Regions from separate parts of the Homo sapiens genome. Here regions 2 and 3 are each linked to region 1. A link is a loop called in an ENCODE intact Hi-C map of the cell type or tissue named here. Cell type or tissue: heart right ventricle. All regions are shown on one strand. Links, peaks and the distances in the headings refer to the core of each region. The heading gives the core; the rest is flanking DNA.

Region 1 (6,211 bases), core at 596-5,595:
CTTCCTGCTGTGAGATCTTGGGCAAATCACTTAGTCTCTTGGAGCCTCAGTCCCTCATCCGTGAAATGGGGATACAAAGATGTACCTCGCCCACACTGGCCAGCAGACCAAGGCTCCCACTCCCCTGGGCCCTCTCTGGCTTCTTTCTCCTTAGCTCAGCAGGTCCACTTGGGGTTCTGGGCTCCCAGAGAGGTGCTTTATCCCCTACCCAGGCCCCATAGCTCCAGCCCCGGCCCCCTAGTGTCCCTGCATTTAACGATCCCTCCTTCAGGCATCCTACCCAGAGGCTGGTTCCCAGGCACTCTAGCACCTGTGGCTGGACTTCAATATCTGGGGAGGTGGAGGCCAGGAGGGGAGAGTTGAGGGCACAAGCAGGGCGAGGCCAGCATGTCCAGGGTGATGCTGTGGGCTGGGTCTGGAATGCAGCAATGGTTGGCCCAGCCTCGGGAGGCCTCAGGAATATCTCTGACACCAGGCGAGGAGTCTTCTTTATCCCCTGATATGTCTATCTTGTACCCAGCCTATGGAAATCTCCCTCCAGCACACCTGGGCAGAAAGGAAAGGCGCCGAGCCCAGCCCTGGACAGATCTGGGTCCGGTCCTGCTCTGACATCTACTACTGGTGTGACCTCGGGCAGCAAGAGTGAGACAATGGCCAAGACTCAGGCGGCTCCTTCTGTGCCCCAAGCCTTGCTCGGTGCTTGACCTGCATGATCTCCCTGAGGACTCAGTGCCCATAATGTTGGTACCAGGATTATGCCCCACCACCCCTCCCTCTTCCCTCTGCAGCTCCTGTCCCCAGCCTGGGGAAGGAGAGATATCTGTTACCTGGAAAGACGAACAGAGAGATCAGTAAAGACTCATCGGGGCCCCGTTTTTCGACCCCACACCAGTACTCCCCAGCGTCTTGCAGGGTGAGGTTCCACAGGGTCACAATGAGCGAGAGCTCCTGGCGGCTGTCACGGATGGACACCCTGCCCTTCATTGTCTCCTGGCCTTCTTCTTCTGCATAGATGGTGCCAGAGCAGCGAGAGAAGAGGATCCCACCCTTCCTGCACCAGTACTTCCGGTGGTCCCTCAGCTCTTCCCTGTAGGTGCACTGCAGGGACACAGTGTCCCCTTCGAACCCGCTGATTTCCTCTGGGCCCTCCAGGGCTTCATAACCTAAAATCAGAGCAGGAGTGGAGGTTGGAAAAACCAGGCTCCATGTACCAAGGTCAAGGCCAGAGCTTCCATTTTAGGAGGAAGAAGGAAGGCTTTTCTCAGTCATCCCTTCTGGGGACAGCCTTGGAAGAGCCATTACTAACCTCCCACGCTGGGGGAACTTGGGGCAGGGCTGTTGCTGTTTCCCTAACCCTGGCCCATTGAGGAATTGGGGTGCAGGGGTGGCGTTCTAGATTCAGATAGAATCTGACAGCCAGATAGCCAGCAGGGTTTCTGAGTGTTTTGTTTTGTTTTGTTTGTTTGTTTGTTTGTTTTTGAGATGGAGTCTCACTTTGCCGCCCAGGCTGGAGTGCAGTGGCCCGATGTCTGCTCACTGAAACTTCTGCCTCCCGGGTTCAGGTGATTCTCCTGCCTCAGCCTCCTGAGTACCTGGGACTACAGCCACGTGCTGCCATGCCCGGCTAATTTTTTGTATTTTTAGTAGAGACGGGGTTTCACCGTGTTAGCCAGGATGGTCTTGATCTCCTGACCTTGTGATCCGTCCGCCTCAGCCTCCCAAAGAGCTTGGATTACAGGCGTGAGCCACCGTGCCTGGTTTTGTTTTGTTTTTAGACAGGATCTCACTCTGTTGCCCAGGCTGGAGGGCAATGGTGCTCATGGCTCACTGTAGCCTTGACCTCTGGGGCTCAAGCGATCCTCCCACCTTAGCCTCCCACTAGCTAGGACTACAAGTGTGCACCACCATGCCTGGCTAATTTTGTTTGTTTGTTTGTTTGTTTGTTTGTAGAGATGGGGTCTCACTATTGCCAACTGAACAACTGACATCAGTTGTAGGATTTATCCTGATTTTAAGTGTTAGAAGGTAAAGAAAAAGAAAGCAAAAGAATTGATGAAACGTGATAATTCTTCATCTTTCAGGGTTGTGGGGAGAGGCATAGCCGAAATTCAACAAATATTTGCTGAGTTTAACAGGGCAACCAGATGGGGTGTCTTGTCCGCCTCCAGGCTTGGCACAGGGTAGAAAAATTAAGATTAGAGAGGCAAAGCAACTCTCACAGCCACATTGCCATGAGGGGAAACCCACAGGTCTGGAGAAAACCTGGCTCTAGGTTCCAGAAACAGCAAGTGCGGCCCCGGCGCCACCCCCACCTCCCCCCACCCCCAGCCCGCCCCGCTCCCCTAGGGCTGAGGAGGCTGAGGATAGGTGGGGTGGGGCTATCAGTCAGTCAAGAGGTCCTTTCCCTGCAGACCACAAGGGTGAGCCCCACATCCCTCCCGAGACCCTCTCCCCATCTCACCTGGGAGCAGCAGGCAACCCCATAGCAGGACCAGAAGCCGCATTCTGGGCGCTGGACACCGTGGGAGCAGACGCTGGGAACTGTGAGCTCCTCTTCAGTCACACGGGTCTTTAACTTTCTCTAGTCGCGTGAAACCAGGCCAAGGAAGCGAGGGGAGGGGCGTGTGGGTCATCCCTCCGCAGGCCCAGCCGGGGAGGCGCCTCTGCCTTCCCTTTTCTGAGCGCCCACGCGTGCCTACCCCAGGGCTCACCTTCCAGGACTGAAAACCCACACCAGAGTTTCTCCTAAACTCGTGCCCCTTCAAGGGGGCCTTAACCTGTGGTCCGTGCGCCCTAAGGGGTCTGTAAGTCGAATTCGCATGGGAAAAAGTTACATATTGACTTTCATCAACTTCTAATATTTAGCTTTTCCTCTTATTCAGAGTGTACTGTTAGCAGTACCTGCAACTTTGTTACCAATTACAATCACAGACACTGGCACATCAAGTTGTGGATATCTCGAAACGTCGTGTATACCCCTCACTGCTTGGAAAACAATGAGTTCCTAGACCTGCCCCTAGAGCTGGTTATTTACAATAATGAAACGGCTATTATTATATTACACATTTATAAAGAGTTTTAAGAATCATCTCACCAGTATTAGTTTTCTTTCCAGCATATATATTTTATTTATATATTTACCCGCCATTATACTGAGAGAGGGGTCCATAAACTTCACCAGACTGCCATGTGGTCAGTGGGACAGAAAGAAGCTTGCCCCTGGGGCAAGGCCCCTGGCCCCTCCTCCGCCCTTGCCTTTTGGAGGACGCAGTACTGCCCTTGGCCACGGGGCGGCGGTGCAGACGGGGCTGAGCAAAGCTGTAGGGCTGAGCTGGACCGGATTCCCTGGTGCCTTGGGCCTACAGCGCTGCAAGATAGGTCTCCTCCACGCCTGCGGAGTTGTTTTGGCATTTGAAAAAGTGAATTGGTGGTTTCTCCATCGCAGACTTGAATCCTCCTTGAAAGGACCAAAACAAACATGTACACTACTGGGAGCTCTGACACACTGGCTTCAAAAATGACTTTTTTTTTGGTTTGGTTGCAAAGTTCATACAGGTTGTAAGCAAAATTTTACACAATACAGAACGTAAAAAGGAAAGAAAGAAAAAAGGGAGTGCTTCTTGTAATTCCCCTTCTGCTTTAGAAAAGCACCATTAATATTTTGGCATATATCCTTCCAAATGTTCAGTTGGAATTTTACTGACTTGTCAGGTTAATATCTGAAGCATTAACTCAGTGGTTCTGGGAGGGAAGATTGTGTGTGTGTGAGTCTAGTAACGTGGGGAGAAGTGTTTTAATTTCACAATGACTGCGAAGCACTGCTGCCATTTAGTGGGCAGGGCCAGCTGTTCACGGTGGGGAAAACTGTTACCATGATCTCAGCCCCTGACTCTCTTTTACATGTACAGACTACAAAAGGTGATCTGTTTTTGCAGTTTTAAAAAAACACAGATTAAAAAATATTTATGGCCCAGCATGGTGGCTCACGCCTGTCATCCCAGCACTTTGGGAGGCTGAGGCGGGTGGATCACCTGAAGTCGGGAGTTTGAGACCAGCCTGACCAACATGGAGAAACCCAGTCTCTACTAAAAATATAAAATTAGCCAGGCATGGTGGTGTATGCCTGTAATCCCAGCTACTCAGGGAGGCTGAGGCAGGAGAATCGCTTGAACCCAGAAGGTGGAGGTTGTGGTGAGCTGAGATCACACCATTGCACTCCAGCCTAGGCAACAAGAGTGAAATTCTATCTAAAAAAAGAAAAAAAAGTATTTGTTTATTTACTTATTTTTGAGACAGGTCTCACTCTTGTTGCCCAAACTGGAGTGCAGTGGCGCCATCACAGCTCACTGCAGCCTCAAACTCCCAGGCTGAAGTGATCCTCCCACCTCAGCCTCCCAAGTAGCTGGCACTACAGGCGTGCACCACTGTTGCCTGGCTAATTTTTTATTTTTAGTAGAGACAGGGTCTTGTTATGTTGTCAGGCTTTTCTCAAACTCCTGGCTTCATGCGATCCTCCCACGTCGGCCTCCCAAAGTGCTGGGATTACAGGCACGAGCCACCATGCCCGGCCTTAAAGTAATACTTATTCTAGCATTTGATAGCATATCTTTGCTCTTCTATTTATTTATTTTTGTCCTTACACAGAATAATTTCTGATCCTCTACATTTCTTAAATTCAGACTTATTTATTATATGCAAGGACGAGCATCTGACACTTCATTATGCTTTCTAGTGTCATGGGACCTGAGCACTGACAGATTGAAATATGTGTTATTTGGTTATAAATTGCTTTCCTTTTATTTTTTCTCCCTAGTATAGCTCAGGCACTATAGTGTGATTTTAAAGAAGTAAGTGCTTGTGAAGGCATATTATTTATGATTGTCATTTTAGGAGAGTAAGCGAGGTGTTATTAAATGTTTATTTATATAAAGAGCATGTTGAGTGGATCCCTACCCTCTTCCTGCATATTTGAAGGTCCTTCCCCTCCATTTCCCAGCCCCACACCTAGCCCAGGAGGCTGGCTCAAGAACTCCATTAGAAACAGATTCACCAGACTGGGAAGTGGAGCAAGGGCTGGGGAGAAGGGTGAAAGTGAGGTGCTGGCATGAGCCTCGCACCTAGTTCCACCTTAGGCCACACTCTGGGGTAGATGGGGCCAACAGACAGACCTCCGTGGTGGGCTGGGGATCTGAGAAGAGAGGATATTTTTGTCCTGCTTCCCACCAGAAGCATGGGGAGGTGCCCCACCATCACTGCACCTGGGAGAGGCAATGAGGCACAAGGGCTCCTGGACAGGTCACTGGGCTCGTGACAGCCTCATCACATCCTCAGGAAGGCCTCTGTGTGCCCAAGAGGTACAGTGGCAGGGATGAGGGGACTGAGCTGCTTGGTCTTCGATGGCCACCCTGGTCCAATTCCTCTCGGTTTGGACTTGGACTAAATCACTTCAGCTGCTCCAAGAGGGTCACTTGCTCCTCTTAGATCAAGGTTTCCCCAACCTCAGTACTGTTGACATTTTAAGTTAGATAATTCTTTGTTGTGGGAGACTGTCCTGTGAATTATAGGATGTTTAGCAGCATCTCCAGCTGTACCCCCTAGATGCCAGTAGTCCCTTCCCAGTTGTGATAATCAAAAATGTCTCCAGGCTGGGTGAGGTGGCTCATGCTTATAATCCCAGCACTTTGGGAGGCCAAGGTGAGTGGATCACTTGAGCCCAGGAGTTTGAGACCAGCCTGGGCAACATGACAAAACCCCGTCTCTGCAAAAAATACAGAAAATTAGCCAAGCATGGCAGTGTGCACCTGTGGTCCCAGCTACACACAGGCTGAGGTGACAGAATCACCTGAGCATGGGAGGTCGAGGCTGTAGTGAGTCGAGATCCCATCACTGCACGCCAGCCTGGGTGATGGGAGTGAGACCTTGTCTCAAAAAAAAAAAAAAAAAAAAAAAGGCCGGGCGCAGTGGCTCACGCCTGTAATCCCAGCACTTTGGGAGGCCGGGGTGGGCGGATCACAAGGTCAGGAGATCGAGACCATCCTGGCTAACACGGTGAAACCCCGTCTCTAAAAAAATAAAATACAAAAAAATTAGCTGGGCATGGTGGCGGGCACCTGTAGTCCCAGCTACTCGGGAGGCTGAGGCAGGAGAATGGCGTGAACCCGGGAGGTGGAGCTTGCAGTCAGCTGAGATCACGCCACTGCACTCCAGCCTG
Region 2 (5,516 bases), core at 1-5,000, 160 kb after region 1:
TACCTCACCTTTCCCCATCCCTCCTCTCAAAGACGCTAAGGAAAGAGCGACTTGCACCCAGGGCTTTTTCCCGCAGCCCCTCCCTGGTTCTCAGCCACTGTCTTCGGTCACCTCTCACTGCCTCCGGTCACCTCTCACTGCCTCGGGAGCCTCAGAACACCAGCCTCCCCTTCCCATCTCCGCTCTGGGGGCCTGCTCCAGTCTGGTGATTCCTCTCTCCATCTCCCAGCACTTGGGGACAGTTATGTCACTCAGAGAGCTCCCAGGGAAGAACCTGAAGAACAGACCCAGATAGAGGGGAGAGAGGGCAGTGGAACCTTATGGAAAAAGGGGCAGGTAGCCAGTGGCTGTGGTGCAAATGTTCTCGAGTGTGGCCCCCGGCCTGCCTAGCCTGGCTGATGCTTATTAAAAGTGCATATTCGGCCAGGCACAATGGCTCATGCCTGTAATCCTAACACTTTGGGAGGCCGAGGTAAGCGGATCACTTGCAGTCGGGAGTTTGTGATCAGCCTGACCAACATGGTGAAACCCCATCTTTACTAAAAATGCAAAAATTAGCCGGGTGTTGTGGCAGACACCTGTAATCCTAGCTGCTTGGGAGGCTGAGGCAGGAGAATCGCTTGAACTCAGAAGGCAGAGGTTGCAGTGAGCTGAGATCACACCACTGCACTCCAGCCTGGGCAACAGAGTGAGACCCCGTCTGAAAAAAAGAAAATGCATATTCTGGCTGGTGACGATGGCACATACCTGTAATCCCAGCACTTTGGGAAGCTGAGGCAGGAGGATCACTTGAGCCCAGGAATTTTAGTCCGGCCTGGGCAACATGTCGAAACCCTGTCTCTACAAAAAGCACAAAAATTATCTGGGTGTGGTAGCACACACCTGTGGTCCCAGCTACTCAAGAGGCTGAGGTGAGAGGATTGCTTGAGTCCAGGAGATTGAGGCTGCAGTGAGCTGTAATCAGGCCACTGCACTCCAGCCTGGGCAACCAAGCAAGATCCTGTCTCAAAAAAAAAAAAAAAAAAAAAAAAGGCCGGGCACGGTGGCTCACGCCTATAATCCCAGCACTTTGGGAGGCCAAGGCAGGTGGATCACGAGGTCAGGAAATCAAGACCATCCTGGCTAACACGGTGAAACCCCATCTCTACTAAAAATACAAAAAATTAGCCGGGCGTGGTGGCAAGTGCCTGTAGTCCCAGCTACTTGGGAGCCTGAGGCAGGAGAATGGCATGAACCTGGGAGGCAGAGCTTGCAGTGAGCCGAGATCGTGCCACTGCACTCCAGCCTGGGTGACAAAGCAAGACTCTGTCTCAAAAAAAAAAAAAAAGGTCAGGCTTGGTGGCTCATGCCTGTAATCCTAGCACTTTGGGAGGCCAAAGCAGGCGGGGCTGATCACCTGAGGTCAGGAGTTCAAGACCAGCCTGACCAACACGAAGAAACCCCATCTCTACTAAAAATACAAAATTAGCCTGGTATGGTGGCACATGCCTGTAATCCCAGCTCCTCAGGAGGCTGAGGCAGAAGAATCGCTTGGACCTGGGAGGGGGAGGTTGCGGTGAGCCGAGATCGCACCATTATACTCCAGCCTGGGCAACAAGAGCAAAACTCGGTCTCAAAAAAAAAAAAGTGCATATTCTAGTTGGGCATAGTGGCTCATGGCTGTAATCCCAAAAATTTGGGAGGCCAAGGTGGGAGGATCTCTTGAGACCTGAAGTTAAAGATCAGCCTGGGCAACATCACAAGACCCCAACTCCAGAAAAAATTTAAAAATTAGCCAGACATGGTGGCGTGCACCTGTAGTCCCAGCTACTTAGGAGGCTGAGATAGGAGGATCGCTCGAACCCAGAAGTTTGAGATTGCAGTAAGCTATGATTGCACCACTGCACTCCAGCCTGGACAACGAGACCCTGTCTCTAGAAAAAAAAAAAAAGGCACGTATTCCTGGACACCCCTCTCACCAATAAACACATCCTTGCCAGAGCAGAATCTCTGAGAGTGGGCCCAGGAGTCTTCAGTCTACCATGCTGCTGGGATGTGTCTTATACAAAAATCAGGAAGTAGGCCGAGCACAGTGGCTCGTGCTTGTAATCCCAGCACTTTGGGAGGCCAAGGCAAGCGGATCACCTGAGGTCAGGAGTTCGAGACCAGCCTGGCCAACACGGTGAAACCCTGTCTCTATTAAAAACACAAAAAATTAGCCAGGCATGGTAGCGGGCGCCTGTAGTCCCAGCTACTCGAGAGGCTGAGGCAGGAGAATTGCTTGAACCCAGGAGGCAGAGACTGCAGTGAGCCAAGTTTGTGCCACTGCACCCCAGCCTAGACAACAGAGTGAAACTCCGTCTCAAAAAAAAAAAAAAAAAAAAAAAATCAGGAAGTAGAAAGAGAATGGACTTTGAAGTCAGGGAGCTCTGGGCTGAACTCCTAGCTTTCCCCACCTCCTAGTTGTGGGAATGCTCTTTATCTTCTCCAAACCTGTGTTCTCTTCCATAAAGCTGGGGGCTCTGATCTGCATGTGGCGGGAATTATGAGGATTCAGATAAACAGGGAAAGCACAGAGGCAGATGCTGCGGACGCCCTCCCGCATCTTCTGGGGGTCCCCTCATCCTGGAGCCCAACGGACCTAACTTCTGACAGCCTGAGGGCCCCTGGGAGTGCTGAAGAATGAGTGTCCCACCCACTCCATCCAGCAGCCTTAACAAAGGACGGGGATGGAGTTGGTGTATAAGTACCCGCTCCCTCATCCTTCCAGTGGGATAACTCTGAGGTGCAGGTTCCATGCTGGCTCCTGAGTTTCCCAGCAAAATTAAGCTTCCGTCACCCGCCGGGGTGCCCTTCCTGACAACACGCCCCTGTAAGCTGCCTTCCTTCCCTGGGTCACCTCCCTACCCTCCTACTGGAGCTTCCTGTGAGCATCCCTCAAACAAACAACTTGCCCTCAAGTACTTGTCTCAGGTCAGCTCCTGCGGGACCCCAGGCTAACATAAGCCTGGCAGCCTGGAAATGAGCCTTTTTTTTGAGACAGTGTCTTGCTCTGTCGCCCATGCTGGAGTGCGGTGGCACAATCACAGCTCACTGTAGCCTCAACCTCCCGAGCTCAAGCCATCTTCCCACCTCAACCTCCAGAGTACCACCATTCCTGGGTAATTGTTCTCTATTTTTTGTAGAGACGGGGATTTCGCCATGTTGCCCAGGCTGGTCTCAAACTCCTGGGCTCAAGGGATCCACCCGCCTCGGCCTCTCAAAGTGCTGGAATTACAGGCAGGAGCCACCACGCCTAGCCGTGAGTTCTTTTTCCTCTCCTCGTCTTTGACTGTCAGTGTGGAGACCAGGTTGGCCCAGACCAAGCAAAGCCACCAGAGGGCCTGGATAGTGCTGTGGCTTGCAGGGATACATAGACACTGATGTCCGGGACCCAGCAAGGACAGTGTCCCCTGACTGTAAGGATGCCATCGAAGTCCCAGGAAAGGCAGCTCACCCTTCCCTTCCCCAGATCCCCAGTATCTGCTAGTCAGGAAGCAGAGCTATAGGCCCATCCACAAGAATCCCCTAATCCCACATCCCTCAGTCTGAAATTGGCCCTAACCACAACTTTCCCTATCTTCATCTTTCTTTCCTAGTTCCTCAGACACAAAGCAAACAGCCACTTCCCCGCTCCTCAGAGACACCTTGCCTCTAAATCTTGAAACTGCCAAGCCCCAGCTGGCTAGGCCACTGGCCACATGAATTCTAGTCCCCAGGGGCACTGAAGTCACCTCCCAGAGAAATCCCTATGATTTCATCTTCTATTTAATCTTTATTTCTCCTCATACTTTTCAGAACTTCAAATAATTTCTCGTTTGTAGTAACTAGGAAGCCATAAATCGCCCCTTTATGTCTAAGGAAAATCAATTGTTATTTGACATTTTACCTTAATATTCCCGACTTCCTTCAACTGTAATAAAGCTTCCATCTGCCTTTTATTTTACAGGCAATTAGTAAGTCACCTTTTTAAAATTTCTCCACATTTTCTATCAAATGAATGCTAGGATTGAAAGGGGAGAGCTGTTTTATGGGATTGAACTCACTGAGTAGAAGGGATTTATCTGTAGCCTTCGAGGTACCAACACTCATTAATGGGTTTTATTGATTTGGGGGCTTTTTAACCCTTAGCAATAATACAGGTGTCACCTGCCCAAGGCAGTTGGGAGGGGGCAGGGATGCTGGGAGGGGCTGTGAGGGAGTCCACACATTTCTGAGCCCTGGGCCCAAGCTAGAAAGGCAGAGAAATGAGATCTAACCCTTTGAAGTGTGATCACGCTCAGTGCAACCACACCCTCAGAGGTAAATCATAGCCCAGACACCCTCTTTTTCCTGGAGACAAAGTTGGAGTTTTTTGGGTTTTTTCTTCAAATTACCCAGGGGAATGCAATGCTTTTGCACCCCTATCATGGGATCAAAAGAAAGAGGCCCATTGTTGGGGTTCAAGGCCCTGGGCTTGGTCTGCCTCTTTTAGCCCTGGGGTTGTGGGCAGGCCAGGGAAGGAACCTCTGAGACTCAGTTTCCTACGATGTGAAGTGGAGAGAAGAATCTCCTCTTTAGCCACCTCTCAGGGCTGCTGGTGTTCGCCCCCAGACCACGTCTGTGAGAAATGCTTAGAAGACTATGCAGGGCGTAAGAAACTACATAAGGAACCAATGAGAATCCTAGTCACAAATGGAAACCTCAGTCCACAAACTCCAGAACGAAACCTTCCTTGCTTTTCTAGAACTCATCTTATGGGTTCTGTACCCCCCATTGCCTGGGCTGGTGGAACTCTGGTGCCAGTCTTTCCCTAGCAATTTCTCCAAAACCCCCCACGGCCTTTTCCACCATTCCCCTTCCTTGAAGGCCGCCATTTGACACTCAGAGCCCAGGAAGCCTTTCTTGGTCCAGACAGCAGGACTGGAAGCCTTAGAGCTGTCGGCAAGAGATGTGAGTCCTGTAGCTGAGGACAGTCCAGGCAGAGTATGAATAAGACGGCAAAAGTAAGTCCAGAAGACATTAATGGTAGACTTTGGGTGGCAGGTGTATGGGTGCTCACTATAAAATCTTTTCAACATTGCTATACACTTGAAATTTTTCATTAAAATGTTAGAAGGGAAAAAAAAGGCTTATTCTGGGGCAAATCCCCCAAGGTAGGGTACCCGCCTGTGATGGGAGAAAGGAACGAATGTGAGCAGAGGAGGAAGGCAAGGGGCCCTCTGAATCTAGACGAATTTGTTTGTGGGACCTGCTACGTTATTTGTGGGCCCAGTGCAAAATGAAAATTTGGGGCCCTTCCTTCATAAATTAAGAATATCAGCTAGGCACGGTGGTTCATGCCTGTAATCCCAGCACTTTGTGGGGCCGAGGTGGGTGGATCACCTGCGATCAGGAGTTCGAGACCAGCCAGCCTGGCCAACATGGTGAAACCCCGTCTCTACTAAAAATACAAAAATTAGCTGAGTGTGGTGGTACATGCCTGTAATCCCAGCTACTCAAGGAGCTGAAGCAGGAGA
Region 3 (5,516 bases), core at 1-5,000, 64 kb after region 1:
CAGGCCTGCAACATTGTCTCACCGTATGTTTTGAGACATTTTCACTGCTGCTGCTCCCTATAAATGAACAGAGTCCATGGAAACTTCAATGAGGCATTCTTTTCCGATCGTGTGTATTCACAGAGGAACTAATGGCATTTGTTCCTTGTGTTTTCTGAACCTTGATGTTGTCATGTGATTTCGTTTTCCATTTTGACAGTGCTGTACTTGTGGCTGGATGATCTCACCCCAGCTTTTCTTCTTCCACGGGATGGTGATGATGGTGTATGTTTTAAAGAGTTCTCTCAGATTTCTCTCTCTCTCTCTCGTTAAAACTTCTTTTCATAGCCCCAAATAAAAATGCTCATTGCATCTTTCCTTCTGCCTGCCCCATTTTGGAATGAGAACATAAAGCCTTTGGGTCCCCTAAATGTAACTTACGCATTTTATGTTCCAAGCTTTATTGAAGCATCTGAAGATGGAGCATTCAGCCAGTCGGGAGTGTCTTGAGATCCTGAGCAGCCAAGAAATCCTAGGGCCTTCTCTTGTATCTTTTCCATGGTGAGTAACCTTGTATTCAGTGGAGAAGAGAGAAGGAGACACATCAATTATACAGAACTATTCTTTGGAACGCCTAAGTGTCCATTTATCTTTCTCCCTTGGGTGGGGGAAACCACTTAGTCATCACTAATAATGTTAAATAATACAAAATGACAACATGCTGGTACTTTTGAATACTGACAGAGACCTGGAATGTAACTTTGGCACAATTTTAAAGCCACAGGTCTTCCAGTTTATGTCTTATTGGAACAAATCACTTCCCCTCAGACTCCCACAAAGCCTCAAAGATGATGACAAAAGACAATGTCATTTCCTTCTTGTATGGAGAGAAGAAATAAAGTCAGAGAGCCCCAAGTTTCCCGAATGGAAGACTAGTCAATATTATATGAGAAGAGCAAAATCCGTCTCCTTAACTGGGCCCCTCATTCGCCATTTATGGGGTTCTCAGGGCTTTGGTATCAGCTGTGGTCACAGTGTTTGATAGTAAGAGAGACATACCTATTCATTTTGGGAGAGAAGATATCTCGTGGTATTTCTGATATAGCGCCTTGAATTCTTGAAGGAAAAAAATTGGTTTATGTCAATGCCAGGGCATTGGTGCTATTACTGAAGTTCTAAATCCCAGGGATGACTTAGAAAAGATTTAAAGACCAAAGTCGGTAAGTGGAGGTTTTTTAAAACACCACAGATGGTTTCCCCTCCCCTGGCCTTTTTAAGGGTCATTCCTAAATGAAGCAAACCAACCGCATACTGACTGAATCTTATACCCTTCATCCCTGTACATTCAGCCTTTCTTAATGAATTAAGGGGTGAGGGAAGACGCTACTAGATTATTTTTCTGAAACTGACACATAATTGTTATGTTATGAAACTGACACATAATGGCTTTGCTACCAAGCTGTTTTAGCTGTTTGTTTGATGGTTTGTGCCTGTTAGCTTTGTTTGCTTTGGATGGTTTTTCTTTTAACGATTGTTACATTTCATGTGATCTGACTCTAGCTGTTCAGGGATTTTTCTGAGACTCTCTCTAGGCTGAACACCGACAAACTCTGTGTGTGTCTGGGAGTATAACATGAGTGCCCACGTGCCTGCCAGTCTATCTCAGATGCCCTGCGGTCATAGTGGGGTTTGCGATCAACAAGCCTCTTCAGAATGCCCTGGTTTTCCATGGTGATTCTCACTAGCTCGCGGTTCCTTGTTTCTCTGTTTAAGCTGAAAAACACAAAACCCCGAAATGGGTGAAGAAGGAAATGCTCATCTTGACGAGTGGGGGAGATGAAGTCATGAGATCATAAATGCCAGACTGTCTAAGTGCAGGGAGTAAACTGTCCTGCTGAGCCCACAGGCCCCTGGGACAGCCTGTTGGTCTGCACTGCACTCCGGGAAACATGCACCGCATTCGCAGGTTTATATCAGTGGTCCTCAACCCTGTTGCCCATGAGAAGATTCTACTTCATTGATCTGAGGTGAACCGTGCACACTGGCATTTTCTTAAAATTCCCCAAGGATTATAATGTAAAACCAGGATTGAGAACTTCTGGTTGGGGGAAGGTCTCCCTGTGAATAAATCACAAACGGCTGGCGACAAGTTTTGGGTCACCTCACTCCTCTCAGCTTTCAACTTATACCAGAATATACCAGGATATAGAATGGCATCTTGACCATCTCCTCGCCCCCAGCAAATTCTTTCTCTTGCATGAGCTTCTTTTGTATCCCTAATCACACTGCATTGTCATTATTTCCATAAATATCTCCCCTACAAGACCTTGAGTTCTTTGAGGTAAGGAAATATACATCTCATTTCATCTTTATTATTCCTGGTACCTAGCACATAGTAGTTGCTCAGGAAAGATTTCTGGAACTGATTTTAAGAATGTCACATCATAGCCCCAGCCATGGTGCTATGGAACAGATGCCTGTGTCCCCCAAAATTCTTATGTTCAAATCCTAACCATGAAGGTGATGGTATTAGGGGGTGGGCCTTTGAGAGCTGATTAGGTCACCCTAATGGAATTAGTGTCCTTATGAAAGAAGCCTCTTTCTCCTTCTGCCCCGTGAGGTTACAGTGAAAAGATGGTTGTCTATGAAGCAGGCCCTCCTCAGATGCCGAATTTACTGGCACCTTGATCTTTGGACTTCCTTGCCTCTAGAACTATGAGAAATTTTTGTTGTTTATAAGCCACCAGTTTATAGCAATTTGCTATAGCGCCCTATAATGGACTAAGACACATGGCCACCATTTTATAAAAGTGCGCAGTGCATTCTTGTGACACACTGAATAGGACTCTGAAAAGTCTCTTCGATGAAATAAAAGCTCTTTAATGCTAGAGAAAGGTCCCCATTTTTAAAGTTTTCATTCTGTGTAACATGGTCTGTTTGGTTCTCCCTCAAGATAACTTCCCTTAAGTACTTCTCTGACTTGGGAAAACCTCACACTAAAACCCAAGAGGAAAGTCAATTTTGACTTTTCAAAACTGAAATGAAGACAAAGAACATTACCTCTTGGAAAAATATTCATTCCAGCAATCCACCTTGGCAGGGCCGCGATGGGCATTTGCGATTTTCTGACACAGTTGCTTGTTTTCATACTCGATTTTGTTGATTTTCTTTTGTTCACCCTGGTAAGAAACCACACCTCACCATGGTGACACCATCAGTGCACTGCCCCAACACACAATGACTTAGTGTTCCCCTCCTCTGAGATCGTGGGAAAGGGGTGCATTGAGGGCCACAGTGGAGACTGGAAGCAGAACTTAAAAGACTGGGCGGCCGGGCACGGTGGCTCACGCCTGTAATCCCAGCACTTTGGGAGGCCGAGGCAGGCGGGAGGTAATGAGACTAAGACCATCCTGGCCAACATGGTGAACCCCTGTCTCTACTAAAAATATGAAAAATTAGCTGGGCATGGTGCCACATGCCTGTAATCCCAGCTACTCTGGAGGCTGAGGCGGGAGAATTGCTTGAATCTGGGAGGCGGAGGTTGCAGTGAGCCGAGATTGTGCACTCCAGCCTAGGCAACAGAGCGAGACTCCGTATCAGGGGGGAAAAAAACGACTGGGGGTGACGCGTGGGGAGGAGGAGTATTAACAAATCTTTGAGTAGATGGGTATTTAGAAGGCTCTGGGAAATTGAACCTCTTTAGGAAACAGACTGGAAGTCAATAAAATACATCTGCACATCTGCAAGCAGCAAGAACAAATACCTGTAGTTTGCTCAATTTTAAAATGTGATTTGTGTGCGCCACTGGAGGTTTGGTATCAACAGTAGGCTTCGCTAGAGAAGGGGGATAAAAGGGAACAATGTTACATCACAGGAATTCCAGTAGCGGCCTCAGAAAACCAGCACTAGACAATGTCCTTGACTAATGAACAATTTCGAATTAGGACCTTAATGCGACTCAAGAAGTTTGGTTTGATTTATCAAATGAACATCTCTGGAGAGTTTTGAGCAGAAACAAAAGAATAGTGAAAATAAAATTTACAGAGATAAATGTCCTTCTAATCCAATGAAAGAGCTTCTCTTCCAATCTTTTTCCAATATTATTAGCCTGTCTATTGGCTTCTGAAGTCTTATCCCCTTTCTAACGTACTTCGGCTTTAAGGAGTTTAAAGGAGTATTTCCATCCAGTGAACTCCCTGGTGGAAGATACATTTTGTTATTGGTGCTAATGCCCTCTTCCCCAAACTCAGCAGATAAGGCCATATCATCCCAAAGCTGTGACCTGGTCTGGTTTCCTGTTGATCTCTTTATGGGGTACCATTCCAAAATCCCTAATAGCAGTGTCCAGCCCAAACTGCCCACATACCTATTTGTATTCTATTCTTGTGAGATACGTAGTGGCCAAAGTCCAGTTTCTTTCTGAAGGTTGTGCTTTGCCTGTGATTAGAGACGATAACAGGGTAGGCCAGATAATCCAGGGAATTGTTCATCTTCTCTTCCTAGTCTCACTTCAGAAATGAGGTACCCAGACTCCTCTGTGAGGTGCCTAGCTGTCCCCATGACAAGCTGTCATAGTTACCCAGTTATGACATCAGGGACAGGTCCCGGGAAGGGAGTAGGAGCAGCAGAGCATGGCTGGCTGCCTCTGGGCTTGTGTTTTTAATGCTAACCTCGGCTCAAGTCAAGATGAAGGTCAAGGAACTCGAAAGCTTTCCCCGCTGCTTAGAATGCAGATGCTGCCAGCCAACACCAGAAGGAAAGAAGTGGTGCACCGGGAGGGGTGGGCAGGCACGGGGTGGGGTGAGGGATACAGAAATTCCAGCCTTGGTTACACATCTTGGGCTATCAGCTAAGTAGTCTCCACTGCAATAGCTCCCCTGAAGGTGCAAGACCACAAGTTTTGGAGGAGGAGAAAGTTGACCCTAATGATAATCGGATCCAATTCCTTTTGCAAATGAGGAAACTGAAGACCACAGCAGCAGCAACGTTACTCAAGAACCAAGTTGGTGGCAGGGCTGGGCTCAGGATGTGGGGTTCCTGAATTCAAGGCCAAATTTGCCCTTTTGCAGGAAGGAAACTGCCAGTTTTTCATGGCAGTAGGGGAGGGCAGCTTTCCTCCAGTACAGAGACTATCTTTTGTACTTAGTGGGAGTTCAGGAAATGCTGAGTGGCTTATGGTGGGCTGGCATCTGCTCCAGGAAGGGCTGCAGGAGTCTGATTTATCTCCACCCCAGCACAGGGTATAGCACCCACTGGGTGCTCAACGCATTTGTTGATGAAGGACTAACACCTATTGAGTGCTCGCCATGCAGTGCTGGGTGCCTTCTTTGAATGTCACATTTAACCCTTCCAGCAACCCTAGAATTAGGTACCATTACTATCCCGCTTTTTTTTTTTTTCCCTGCAAACAGGCTCAGGTTAAGTAATTCCTCAGAATTCCAAACCTGACTGCTTTTAAGCACGACGATGACTCTCAATGAATGTTGAAAGCAGATGCGCCCCAGAGTAGGGCTTCTCAGACTTTGACCGTAGGGACC

Evidence for each region. Hi-C counts contacts between places; a loop is a spot of excess contacts. Peaks named below come from ENCODE experiments on the same cell type or tissue, not always from the same donor. Only the 100,000 strongest peaks of a DNase experiment are listed, where the experiment ranks them.
Region 2: it touches region 1 in a loop (3.0-fold over the local background); 66 of 110 quality-filtered maps call a loop at or near these places.
Region 3: a loop joins it to region 1, with 2.4 times the contacts of the local background. A loop is called at or near these places in 72 of 110 quality-filtered maps.

What each region holds. Positions count from the first base shown.
Region 1 is chr17:43,843,510-43,849,720 of GRCh38, reverse strand. It overlaps CD300LG (CD300 molecule like family member g), which reads right to left and starts at 2,545. Exons shown (of 7, transcript NM_145273.4): 1 at 2,462-2,545; 2 at 828-1,163. The coding sequence starts at 2,504. LOC107984979 (a long non-coding RNA gene) reads right to left here. Exons shown (of 3, transcript XR_001753057.2): 3 at 3,246-3,457. In heart right ventricle, for the core only: a CTCF peak has its summit at 3,285 (motif pointing right); DNase peaks (open chromatin) are centred at 2,610 and 3,290; H3K4me3 peaks cover 2,656 bases; H3K27ac peaks cover 3,343 bases.
Region 2 is chr17:43,682,302-43,687,817 of GRCh38, reverse strand. All of the region lies in intron 3 of LINC02594 (long intergenic non-protein coding RNA 2594), which reads right to left. All of the region lies in intron 1 of LOC107985085 (a long non-coding RNA gene), which reads left to right. Among named protein-coding and RNA genes, the nearest start is that of LINC02594, 20 kb to the right of the region's middle. In heart right ventricle, for the core only: no CTCF peak of the experiment used is centred there; no DNase peak of the experiment used is centred there.
Region 3 is chr17:43,779,416-43,784,931 of GRCh38, reverse strand. CFAP97D1 (CFAP97 domain containing 1) reads right to left here and starts at 4,497. Exons shown (of 6, transcript NM_001136483.3): 1 at 4,346-4,497; 2 at 3,743-3,813; 3 at 3,040-3,158; 4 at 1,629-1,752; 5 at 1,039-1,095; 6 at 1-549. The coding sequence starts at 4,469. The coding sequence ends at 1,039. In heart right ventricle, for the core only: no CTCF peak of the experiment used is centred there; no DNase peak of the experiment used is centred there; H3K27ac peaks cover 499 bases.